Regions from separate parts of the Homo sapiens genome. Here region 1 is linked to region 2. Evidence: chromatin contacts called from ENCODE Hi-C or POLR2A ChIA-PET data. All regions are on one chromosome and are shown on one strand. Each heading gives the region's core, a stretch centred on a gene start or an enhancer-like site at or near the end of the contact. The rest is flanking DNA. Distances are from core to core; before and after follow the strand shown. Region 1 has its middle 19 kb from the start of MFSD2A. Region 2 has its middle 25 kb from the start of MFSD2A.

Region 1 (6,002 bases), core at 22-2,521, 46 kb before region 2:
AGTCCCAGCTACTCAGGAGGCTGAGATGGGAGAATCGCTTGAGCCCAGGAGGCGAAGGTTGCATTAAGCTGTGATTGCACCACAGCACTCCAGCCTGGGCAACAGAGCAAGACACTGTCTCAATAAAAAACAAAAACAACTACAACAACAACAAAAAAAAAAACAGGTGACATGAGAAGGAATGCAGGTGTGAGTGAACAGAAGAGAATTTGACATTTTTCAGGGTGTGACCAGGCTACATCATGCCCAGGATAAAAAACAATTTCAGGCCAGGCATGGTGGCTCATGCCTGTAATCCCAGCACTTTGGAAGGCCGAGGCGGGCGGATCACTTGAAGTCAGGAGTTCAAGATCAGCCTGACCAACATGGTGAAACCCCATCTCTACTAAAAATACAAAAATTAGCTGGGCGTGGTGGCACGTGCCTGTAGTCCCAGCTACTTGGGATGCTGAGGCAGGAGAATCGTTTGAACCCGGGAGGCGGAGGTTGCAGTGAGCTGAGATCATGCCACTGCACTCCAGCCTGGGGGACGGAGCAAGACTCCGTCTCAAAAACAAAAAACAAAAAACACCCAATTTCACCAAATAGTGTTTTTCTGGCTCTGCAGGACCCTGCCTCCCTCAAATTCCTTCTGGAGAGCTCTGGGAATCCCAGAGGCTTTTCATATATGCAGAGAGAATTAGCTCATGAGGCCCCCTCCCCATTTTCCCCTTTTCCTGCTCCAGGTCTCAGTGGAGTTGACCCTTGTCAATGCCAATACCCACAGAGAGCCCTGCTGCTGGAGAAGCTTAAAGGGGGCCTGATGTGACTTCTGGTCTCTTCCTCGGTCTGCACTGAAGCCACGACTGCCCAAAGTCAAGGACACTAGTATTGAGGGAAGTAGTGGTCAAGGGCCCAGTGTTCTAGAATCAGGAGATCCAGGTTTCCAACCTGGCTCTGCAGTTCACTAGTTCTGTGACCTTAAGCAAGTTGATTAATTTCTCTGAGCCTCTGCTTCCTTATCTGCAGAGAGGAGGGTAATAAAGAACCTACCTCACGGGGTTGTTGTGAAGTTAGAATGAACAAATGCATGTACACCACTTAGCACGGTGCCTGGCATAGACAGAGTGGTTAACAAATGTTGGTGATTATGATTTTTATTATTATAGTCATTAATTCATTTAACAAGCAAGCTCTAGGCATTCTCCCACATGTACCCAGTACGTCAGCCAAAATGTATTTCCTGATATTTCCCAACATTTAACATGTTTCCTCATCCCGCTGTGGCTTTGCACATGTGGTTTGTTCTGCCTGGATTGCCCTTCACTCCCCATCTGCCTGGCAAACTTGCCCTTTGAGCCTCAGCTAACGCCTGGTCTCCTTGAGGCGCTTGCCTGGACCTCCCACACTGGATGAGACTCCTCCTCTGGTCTTGCGCATGACCAGGGCTCATTGCACAACCCCAGAGGAGACGAGTCATACGGACCCCCAGAGTTGTGCAATGTGGCAACTTTGCCCATATTTTTCCTCTGTTTTCTTCTATCATAATTTTTATCACACTCTTACTGCAATGATTTATTTACCTGTTGGTTTCTCCCTCAGACTCTGAACTCCTCGAGGACTCTGACACAGAGTCAGGGCTCAGTAAGTGCCTGCCTGAATGAAGGGATCCTGGCCCAGTTCCTGAACCCAGAAGCTGCAGCCTGGTCAGGGAGACAGAATGAATCAACGTGAGACATGTCAAGAACTGAGCATGACTAGAGGTTCACACCCCTGAGGCTTTCCTAGGAGAGACCAACAGAGCTGTAAGGGAGGATGTGGTGGTCAGAGTGGGAGACTGGAGTGGAGATGGAAAGAATGAGGAGGTACTTAGAAAATCCAATAGCGGTCGGGCGTGATGGCTCACGCCTGTAATCCCAGCACTTTGGGAGGCCGAGGCGAGCAGATCACCTGAGGTCAGGAGTTCGAGACCAGCCTGGCTAACATGGTGAAACCTCATCTCTACTAAAAATACAAAAAATTAGACGAGCATGATGGTGTGCACTTGTAATCCCAGCTACTCGGGAGGCTGAGGCAGGAGAATCACTTGAACCCAGGAGGTGGAGGTTGCAGTGAGCCGAGATTGCGCCATTGCATTCCAGCTTGGGCAAAAAGAATGAAACTCTGTCTCAAAAAAAAAAAAAAAAAGAGAAAAACCAATAGCTAACACTTCTGGATTGTTCTGCTTAGGGGTGGAAGAATTTCAGCCCCCTCCCCCATGATTTTCATCTGGTCTAAGGTAAAGAAAGTACATTTCAAAGCTCTTACAAGGACATTATGTATCCAGGGAGGGCCACTGTGGGTTGATGCTCTTTACTAGGCCCATTTTTTGCACAGGATAGGTGGAGGCACAGCCTGGAAGCAGGACAATGCACCCAGAGCATCTGACATCACCCTGAAAAATAATTTGAGTGTTAGCCCCACTGCAGGCAGGGATCAGACTATAGGGCTCTTAGGAAAATGTTTCTCTTCCTCAGGATGGATTTAGACTGCATCTTTGCTGAGAATAAACACTTGTCTTTTGTAAGGGTGTATGTGTCTGTATATTGGATCTGCATTTAAGCACCCTACGGTCATCCTCACTTGCTCTAAAAGGCCAAGTCTGAACAATGAGGAGGAGGCATAGCTCATCACTTCTCATTGGTAGAAAGACATTAAAGGAACAGGACCACGAGGATCAAAATTGCCAAGCCTACCCTAGACTGTTTGGCTGAAACCTATTTTCTGCACCCTTCCATCCTCCTTCTTTGATACTATTCTAGACTCATGGGAAGAAGAAATACTCCTACTAAGTGTTTCTTATCCTTTTGATCCTATTGCATGTGGCTTACTAGGTGAGGTTTCCTGCACAGAGTCTGGTGGATATTTTGCCCAGTGGAGAACTGAAAAGGTAGTCTTTTTGTGGGTGTGGAGAGGGAGGATCTGAGATGAGAGAACAAAGTTAGGAACCAAGTGTACCCATGAGGGACGCTGTGAAAAACTATAACAGGTTTTGGTTGTTTTTTCCTTGGGCAGTTATGTGATATGTGCAATTTTAAATTATTTCTTCTAGTTGTATTTTCCTACAAGAATTCCTGCCTCTTCGGGAAGTCTTGCATGCACATGGGCCTTGAGTTTGTGGCGCTAGAGGGGCAAGTCAGGGGGTGGGCAAATAAAGGGGGTGTAGCCCACTCCTGGCCGTCTCCTGTGGAAGTCTATGTTAAGGAAACTTCCTTGACAGGCGAGCGTGACCAGCAGTACAGCTGCGGATGAATCCTGCTGGGTGGGAGGCTCAGGCAGAGGTGGGAGGAAGGGGACCCTGACGGGGAACAAAAGGGGTGCAGTTTTCTGTAAAGGACAAGGCGATCAGGATAAGAGGCAGGGCTCCAGAAGAGGCTTAGGAGAGCCCTGGAGAGACTGTTCTGGGGACTGAGAGCTTCAAGTCTAATTCCTGGCTGGAATGGAGGGTGGGGCAAAGTCTCTGAGAATGAGGTAGGACAGTGATGGGGGGAGCTCCTCAGACTCAGTCCCGGGCCCTGGTTGCTGCCTACCCACCCTGCCTTCCCTCGTGGAGCCAGGCTGTGGGCCTGCGCTTAGGCTTCCTTACTGCTCTCTGCTCTGCAGAAACATCCTTGATAAGCAGGATGGCTTCTGGCCACCTCAGGATACACTCTTGTGCCACCTGCCCTATGCTTTACCTACCGCTTTTTCCTGGTGGCCAGGGGAGTCCTTACGCAGCTTGAGGAAGTCTACTACCACTTTCACTTTGACCATCTCTCCTAGAGGGAGGGGGCAAGGCTGAAAGTTTTGAGGAAGAGGAGTGGAGAGAAGGGACAGGCTCAGGAAGTTACCACTCTCCCTTCTGTGACCCTCTCCCCCAACCCCCACTTCCCATCATAAGCTTAGAGCCTGGAGTTTAGAGGACAGAGACCATAGCTTACTGCTTAAGGTCTAGAACCCAGCCCAGCCCAGCCCAGCCCAGAGCCTAGATCCAGAGCCCTGAGCTCAAAACCCATCCTAATGCTCATACCAAAACCTAGAGCCTAGAACCCAAAGCCCAAGCCAGGCTGGTCCTAGTCTAAGGTCCAGCTCAGAATCCAGAACTAAAGCCCAGAGCCCAGAACCCAGACCACAGAACTACAAGCACAACACAGTCCAGGCACAAAGTCCAGCCAGGTCCAAAGACCAGAGCTCAGAACTTGGAGCCAAGCCCAGGATCTACAGCCTAGCCCACAGACCCAGAGCCCAGAATTCAGACTAAAGCTAAGCCCAGTCTGGGGACCAGAGGAGCCCAGAGTCCAGCTCAGAACTCACTCCAAAGAACCTAGGATAGACTCCATCTTAGCTCCAGAACTGAGTCCAGCCTAATAGTCATTGTGGCCTAGAATCCTAACCCCAGCCTAGCAGTTCCTTGATGCTCCTCCTAGAGGCAGCCCCAAAGAAAGAAGCCAAGCCTGCACATTCAGGAGGGGAGATTCCAGACCCCAACCCTACTACTGGCAGGAGAAAACAAGGGAATGGTGTTTGTGTGTGTTAGAAGGGGAATGTTCTGTGGTCCTCCTGGTAGTGGTCTGGAGGGTATATCCTGGGGATTCAGAGACCAGGCAAAACATGGCCTGGGGTTTTCTCTGCAAGGGCTCCCCCTCAGAACCCCAAGGGGATAGAATGCAGAGGGCTGGCACTGCTAAATTGCAGTGTGACCTTGGACAAGGCCCTTACCTTCTCTGGGTTTACTTTTCCCAGAAAGGAAATCAAGAGGAAATCAGAAGATGCTTTATTTAGACCCACAGACCCAGAAACATGGAGGAAGGGACTATTACAGATAAGCCTTTTAATCGTGTCTTTTCTTTTTAGTGACAGGTCTTGCTATGTTGTTTAGGCTGGTCTTGAACTCCTGGGCTCAAGAAATCCTCCTGCCTCAGCCTCCCGGGTAGCTGAGACTATAGACATGCACTACCATGCCCAGCTAATTCATTTATTCTTTTATTCGTCAAACAGTTATTGAGCACATATAATAAGTAGATTTATATTATTTAATTTTTTAAATTTGTTTTAGAGACAGAGTCTTGCTGTGTTGCCTAGGATGGAGTGCAGTGGTGCCATCATAGCTCACTGCAGCCTCGAACTCCTGGGCCGAAGTGATCCTCCCGCCTCAGCTTCCTGAGTAGCTAGACTACAGGTGCACGTCACCATGCCCAGGTAATTATTTTATTTTTGTAGATACAGGATCTCAGTGTGTTGTCTGGGTTGGTCTTGAACCCCTGGGCTCATGCCATCCTCCCACCTCAGCCTCCCAAAGTGCTGGGATTACAGGTGCCGGCCCAATAAGTAGATTTTATTTTTTATTTTTCTTTTCTTTTTTTTTTTGTTGAGACTGAGTTTCACTCTTGTTGCCCAGGCTGGAGTGCAATGGTGCAATCTCAGCTCACTGCAACCTCCGCCTTCCAAGTTCAAGCGATTCTCATGCCTCAGTCTCCTGAGTAGCTGGGATTATAGGCATGTGCCACCACACCCGGCTAATTTTTTTGTATTTTTAGTAGAGACGGGGTTTCTCCACGTTGGTCAGGCTGGTCTCAAACTCCTGACCTCAGGTGATCCGCCCGCCTTGGCCTCCCAAAGTGCTGGGATTACAGGTGTGAGCCACCACGCCCAGTGACAGTAAGTAGATTTTAAACAGGGGCATAAAATGGTCTGATTTTATTTTAAAAATTGGTCTGTTTTTGGAGATGGGATCAGAGGGGAACACTTAGGCATTGCTGCAACAGTCCAGAAGAGATGGGATGAAGGTCTGAAGATAGCAAGTGGCAGTGTCATCTTTATAAAGCACAGATGTGGTCATTTGACTCTTCTGTTAAGAATCCTTTCGGTGGCTCCCCACAGTCTTCAGGATGAGAATGCAAGGCCTCCTTCTATCTTCTTGGCCTCAGGGGCCACCAGTTTCCCATACAGCAGCCCAAGCTGCTCACTGATTCCGCTCCCCACACCCTCCATCATGCCTCCATGTC
Region 2 (5,336 bases), core at 1,852-4,351:
TTTCTTGATGCTTCCAACCTGAGTCAAAGATTCCTCCAGGATCTCCTAGAGCAGAACACAGTTAACCTTCATTATTCACAGATTCCATATTTATGAATTTGTCTACTTGCTAACATTTATTTGTGACCCCCATATTTTTTTCATTGCTAGTGTATAGAAATACAATTAATTTTTTTATTATGAACTTTTTTTTTTTTTTTTTTGAGATGGAGTCTTGCTCTGTCACCCAGGCTGGAGTGCAGTGGCGTGATCTCAGCTCACTGCAGCCTCCACCTGCCGGGTTCAAGCGATTCTTCTGCCTCAGTCTCCCGAGTAGCTGGGATTACAGGCACCTGCCACCATGCCTGGATAATTTTTGTGTTTTTAGTAGAGACGGGGTTTCACTGTATTGGCCAGGCTGGTCTTGAACTCCTGACCTCAAGTTATCCACCCACCTCAGCCTCCCAAAGTGCTGGGACTATAGGCATGAGCCACCATGCCTGGCCTGAACTTTTATTTTAATTTATTTTATTTTATTTTATTTATTTCAGTAGGTTTTTGGGGAACAGATGGTGTTTGATTGCATGAATAATTTCTTTAGTGGTGATTTCTGAGATTTTTGTGCACCCATCATCCAAGCAGTGTACACAGTATCCAATGTGTAGCTTTTATCCCTCACTCCTCTCCCACCCTTTCCCATGAGTCTCCAAAGTCCATTGGATTATTCTTATGCCTTTGTGTACTCATAGCTTAACTCCCAACTCCCATATTAATACTCACGGTCATTCATGGATATGCACAGAGTGGCAAAAATTTCAAGTTGTCTAATGTGCATGTTCCCAGCTGAGGCTGAGCAAAGTGATGCCCTTCTTTTTTTTCACTTGGTGTTGTTTATTTAGTGCCATGTTTTTTCATTTTCATACTTTTTCTTGCCCCAAACAGAGTGCTGAAGTGTTGTCTAGTGTTTCTAAGCACAAGAAGGCTGTCGCTGTGGTTTGAATGTGTCCCCCAAATTTCACATGTTGGAAATTTAATCTCCAAATTTGTATGTTGATTGGAGATGGGGCCTTTAGGAGGTAATTGGGATTAGATAAGATAATCAGGATGGGACCTCTATGATGGGACTGGTGGTTTTACAAGGAGGGGAAGAGCGACCTGACCTAACACTTTTGCATGTGTTGTCCTCCACCATGTTATGATGTAGCAAGAAGGCCCTCACTAGATGCTGACACCATGCTCCTGGACTTCGCAGCCTCTAGAACTGTAAGAAAGAAATTTCTTTTCTTGATAAATTATCCAGTCTCAGGTATTCTGTTATTGCAACAGAAAATAGACTAAGACAGCCGTGATGTGCCTTACAGAGAAAATACATATGTTAGACAAGCTTCATTCAGGCATGAGTTGTAATGAGTTCAATGTCAATGAATCAACAATACCAATTAAATAAGGTGTCTTTAAATAGAAGCACATGTAAAACATGGTTATGTATTGATCATTTAATAAAAGTGTTGTGATCAGACCAGGTGCGATGGCTCATGCCTGTAATCCCAGCACTTTGGGAGGCCAAGGCGGGCAGATCAATTGAGGTCACAGGCTTGAGACTAGCCCGGCCAACATGGCGAAACCCCATATCTACTAAAAATACAAAATTTAAGCCAGGCGCGGTGGCATGCACCTGTAATAACAACTACTCAGGAGGCTGAGGCAGGAGTATCGCTTGAACCTGGGAGGTGGAGGTTGCAGTAAGCCAAGATTGCATCACTGTGGTAGGAGTTATTAAGAAGTTATTTTAGGCCGGGTGCGATGGCTCACGCCTGTAATCCCAGCATTTTGGGAGGCCGAGGTAGGCGGATCACCTGAGGTCGGGAGTTTGAGACCAGCCTGACCCACATGGAGAAACCCCATCTCTACTAAAAATACAAAATTAGCCAGACTTGGTGGCACATGCCTGTAATCCCAGCTACTTGGGAAGGCTGAGGCAGGAGAATCGCTTGAACCTGGGAGGTGGAGGTTGCGGTGAGCCAAGATAGTGCTATAGCACTCCAGCCTGGGCAAGAGCAAAACTCTGTCTCAAAAAAAAAAAAAAAAAAGCTATTTTAGGCAGATAGAGTGGAAAAGGGGTCCTGGGAGAGTTTTCATTTTCAAAGCAGCTCCAAAAACATTTCTTGTCTAGCATGAAAGCCCTGGCTCTTAGACCTGGGCAGCAACCTTTCATACGCAAATGCAGGCCATTAGAAGTTGGGTCCACCCAAACATGGGGATTCCTGCCCTCTTCTTCTTGCCCTTGCCCCATATATGCCTGGCAAAATAGCCACCCCCACATATCTCCATGTGTGTAGAACATCATGGTGCCCTGTATTTGCATATTAAAAGGCTAGGGTGGGAGGGCCAGTTTTTTTTGTGGGCTACATGAATGACATGCCTGGTCAAACTAATCCCCTGAGCCCTATGCAAATCAAACACCGCCTCCTCCAGCCTCTTCATATACCTTGTTAGTATCCATGGCACGTGAGATCTCCTCTCTTGGCTTTGGAGCCCCCCTCCCTCCGTCTCTGTACAAGAGAGCTTCTGCCTTCTTTCTTCTCCCTTCCTTCTTGCCTATTAAACCCTCCGTTCCTTAAAACCACTCCATGTGTGTCCGTGTCATTTTATCTAAACTGGCATGAGGACCAAGAGCCCTGGTGTTTTTTCACTCATCGGAGCCATATCATCACTGTACTCTAGCCTGGGCAACAGAGCGAGACTCCATCTCAAAAAAAAAAAAAAAGTATTATGATCAGAGGCTCTCAGGAACCTAATTTTGTATTTCCCATTTCCCCTAGGAACAATGGTCTAGTATTTGCTAATTCAGTGTTCATGGTGACTGTATGGAATATAATACAAGTCATAAGAACCAACTGTACATGTCTATGTCTCTTCTAGTCTTTGAGTTCCTAGGGCAGGACCCACCTTGGATCACAAGTCTTTGTATATCCAGGATCTAACACAATGCCTAGCACAAAGTGGAGTCATAAATATGTTGAAAAGAATGGAGGCAGGGAAGAGAGGAGAAGAAAGTGACAGGAGGTAGCAGTCAGAGAAGGTTTAGGACTGGGTGTGTTGGATAAGATCTAGAGCCTACCTTTTTCCCTCCAGGGCAGCTGGGCAGGGTTGCGTGGGGCTTATATCTCCAAGGCAATCAAGGAAGTCCCTGATTGCTGTGGCTTAAGGCTCTTTCTGGGGTGAGGCCCAAGCCCTAAAGAGGCCCAGCCCTGCCTGCTCACCATCCAGGAAATTGCCCTTTGTCTGGTAGAAATCCTGTTAAATTAGCCTGGGTTGAGTGGACTGGATTCCTGCCCCAAGGTGATCCAAGGGGGCCTGGGTGGCGTAGGAGGAAGCTGGGATGTCCTAGGGCTACTGAGGGTCAGAGAAATAGGAAAGGGCAGGACTGTTTGCCCTTACTGTGTTTCATAAGAGATGGGGAATGAGTCCTAAAGTCTCTCTTTCTCCTGTCTGCCACTACAGTCACCGCAGTCACTCTCCCAGTACCTTCCCCTTCAGTGACTCCCATCTGGCCCAGGTGGCCATCCGTGTGGCCTCAAAGGATGTCAGTACCAGAGAAGGCCCAAGAACTACCCAGCCTAGACTCCAGGCTCAGAGAGGACAAGGAAGTTGCACAAGGTCACACAGCCAGCCACAGGCAGAAGGAGAGAATCTGTCTCACTCCTAGCTCAGAGTTATTTTTGTTTTCCAACCAATTTTTTTTTTTTTTTGAGACAGAGTCTCACTCTGTTGCCCAGGCTGGAGTGCAATGGTACGATCTCGGCTCACTGCAACCTCCGCCTCCTGGGTTCAAGCAATTCTCCTGCCTCAGCCTCCCAAGTAGCTGGGATGTGCGCCATCACGCCCGGCTAATTTTTGTATTTTTCGTAGAGACGGGGTTTCGTCATTGTTGGTCAGACTGGTTTTGAACTCCTGACCTCAGGTGATCTGCCTGTCTCGGCCTCCCAAAGTGCTGGGATTATAGGTGTGAGGCACCGCGCCTGGCCATTTTTTCCCACCAAATTTATCAGTTCCTTCTTTTCTTTCTTTCTTTATTTCCTTTCTCTCGTTCTTTCTCCCTTTCTCCCTTTCTTCTTCCTTTCTTCCTTTTTCTTTTCTTTCTCTCTTTTTTTTTTTCAAGGTCTCACTCTGTCCCCTAAGCTGGAGTACAGTAGTGTGACCATGGCTCACTGCAACCTCGAAATCCTGTGCTCAACAAATCCTCCTGCCTCAGCATCCTGAGTAGCTGGGACTAGAGGCGTGCCACCTTGCCCAGCTAATTATTTTATTTTTTGTAGAGACAGGGTCTCCCTATGTTGTCCAAGTTGGTCTTAACTGCTGAGCTCAAGTGACCCTCCCTCCTTGGCCTCCCAAAGTACTGAGATTACAGATGTGAACCACCTCCTGGCCTGTCCGTTTCTTAAGAACCAAGACTTTTGTCCTGTGTCCTTCCCTCCCTTTTCACTGCCATCAGGGCTCAGACTCCAGAGCTAGTCCTCCAGCAATCTATGGCTTTCAGCAGATGGGTTTGGCCATTTCTGTTAACACAAAGGGACAACTCATAGTGTGGGAGGGGCTGTTCTACTCCTTGCTGTTCCTTAAAGGAGTAGCAGAGGCAGAGGACGAGACCTAGGCTGTCTAATCCAACCCCACCTGATGCGTGGATGCCTGTGGCTGCCTTCTGCTTGCTCATGCCTTTGGCAGCCAGCTCATTTTGGCTCAAGGCAGCCTGTTTCATTTGTGGAGAAGGGCATAAAAAAAGGTTTCCTTCATCTTGAAAGCTATCTCCTTGTGGCTTGTCCCCACAGATTCTAGATCCTCTCTTTGGCATCTGCACAATACAACCCTTCTCTTTGTCCCATGGAAGACCTGCATAAATTTGAAGACAGATCTTGTCCCTAGAAATGAGATCAAGGCCTGTCATTCTTCTAGTTATACTTGTTTTAGTAGTCTATAAAGACCAAGCATTTATTTTGCTTTTGTAATTAAAAATAAACAAAAAACTCCTTACTTTTCAATGTTTTATTGAGATATAATTTACATTCAGGAGGCTGGGCGCGGTGGCTCACGTCTGTAATCCCAGCACTTTGGGGAGGCCAAGGCGGCTGGATCACCTGAGGTCAGGAGTTCGAGACCAGCCTGGCTAACATGGTAAAACCCCGTCTCTACTAAAAATACAAAAATTAGCCGGGTATGGTGGTGCATGCCTGTAATCCCAGCAACTCGGGAGGCTGAGGCAGGAGAATTGTTTGAACCTGGGAGGCGGAGGTTGCAGTGAGCGGAGATCGCACCACTGTACTCCAGCCTGACAACAGAGTGAGACTCCGTCTCAAAAA

What was found. Hi-C counts contacts between places; a loop is a spot of excess contacts on that map. ChIA-PET counts read pairs that join two places held with the same protein, here RNA polymerase II (POLR2A). Pooled maps may share reads with other maps.
Region 1: a loop to region 2 is called in a map of endothelial cell of hepatic sinusoid, with 4 times the contacts of the local background. The contact joins two enhancer-like sites. A Hi-C loop is called at or near these places in 37 of 168 maps with a recorded cell type or tissue (GM12878, GM18951, HL-60/S4 and 26 more), 1 of 37 single-sample maps with no recorded cell type and 4 of 50 pooled maps. POLR2A ChIA-PET finds 5 or more read pairs at or near these places in 15 of 52 experiments (A549, AG04449, AG04450 and 12 more).

Annotation. Positions count from the first base shown.
Region 1 is chr1:39,933,125-39,939,126 of GRCh38, forward strand. No RefSeq gene overlaps it. Among named protein-coding and RNA genes, the nearest start is that of MFSD2A, 19 kb to the right of the region's middle. Within about 2 kb of position 1,272, at least 13 of the 41 ENCODE cell types and tissues checked have a DNase peak (open chromatin) inside an H3K27ac peak, as active enhancers do; they include mammary epithelial cell and transverse colon, where a contact is called at or near this core.
Region 2 is chr1:39,977,515-39,982,850 of GRCh38, forward strand. No RefSeq gene overlaps it. Among named protein-coding and RNA genes, the nearest start is that of MFSD2A, 25 kb to the left of the region's middle. RefSeq lists an enhancer at 2,859-3,712. Within about 2 kb of position 3,102, at least 5 of the 41 ENCODE cell types and tissues checked have a DNase peak (open chromatin) inside an H3K27ac peak, as active enhancers do; they include mammary epithelial cell and transverse colon, where a contact is called at or near this core.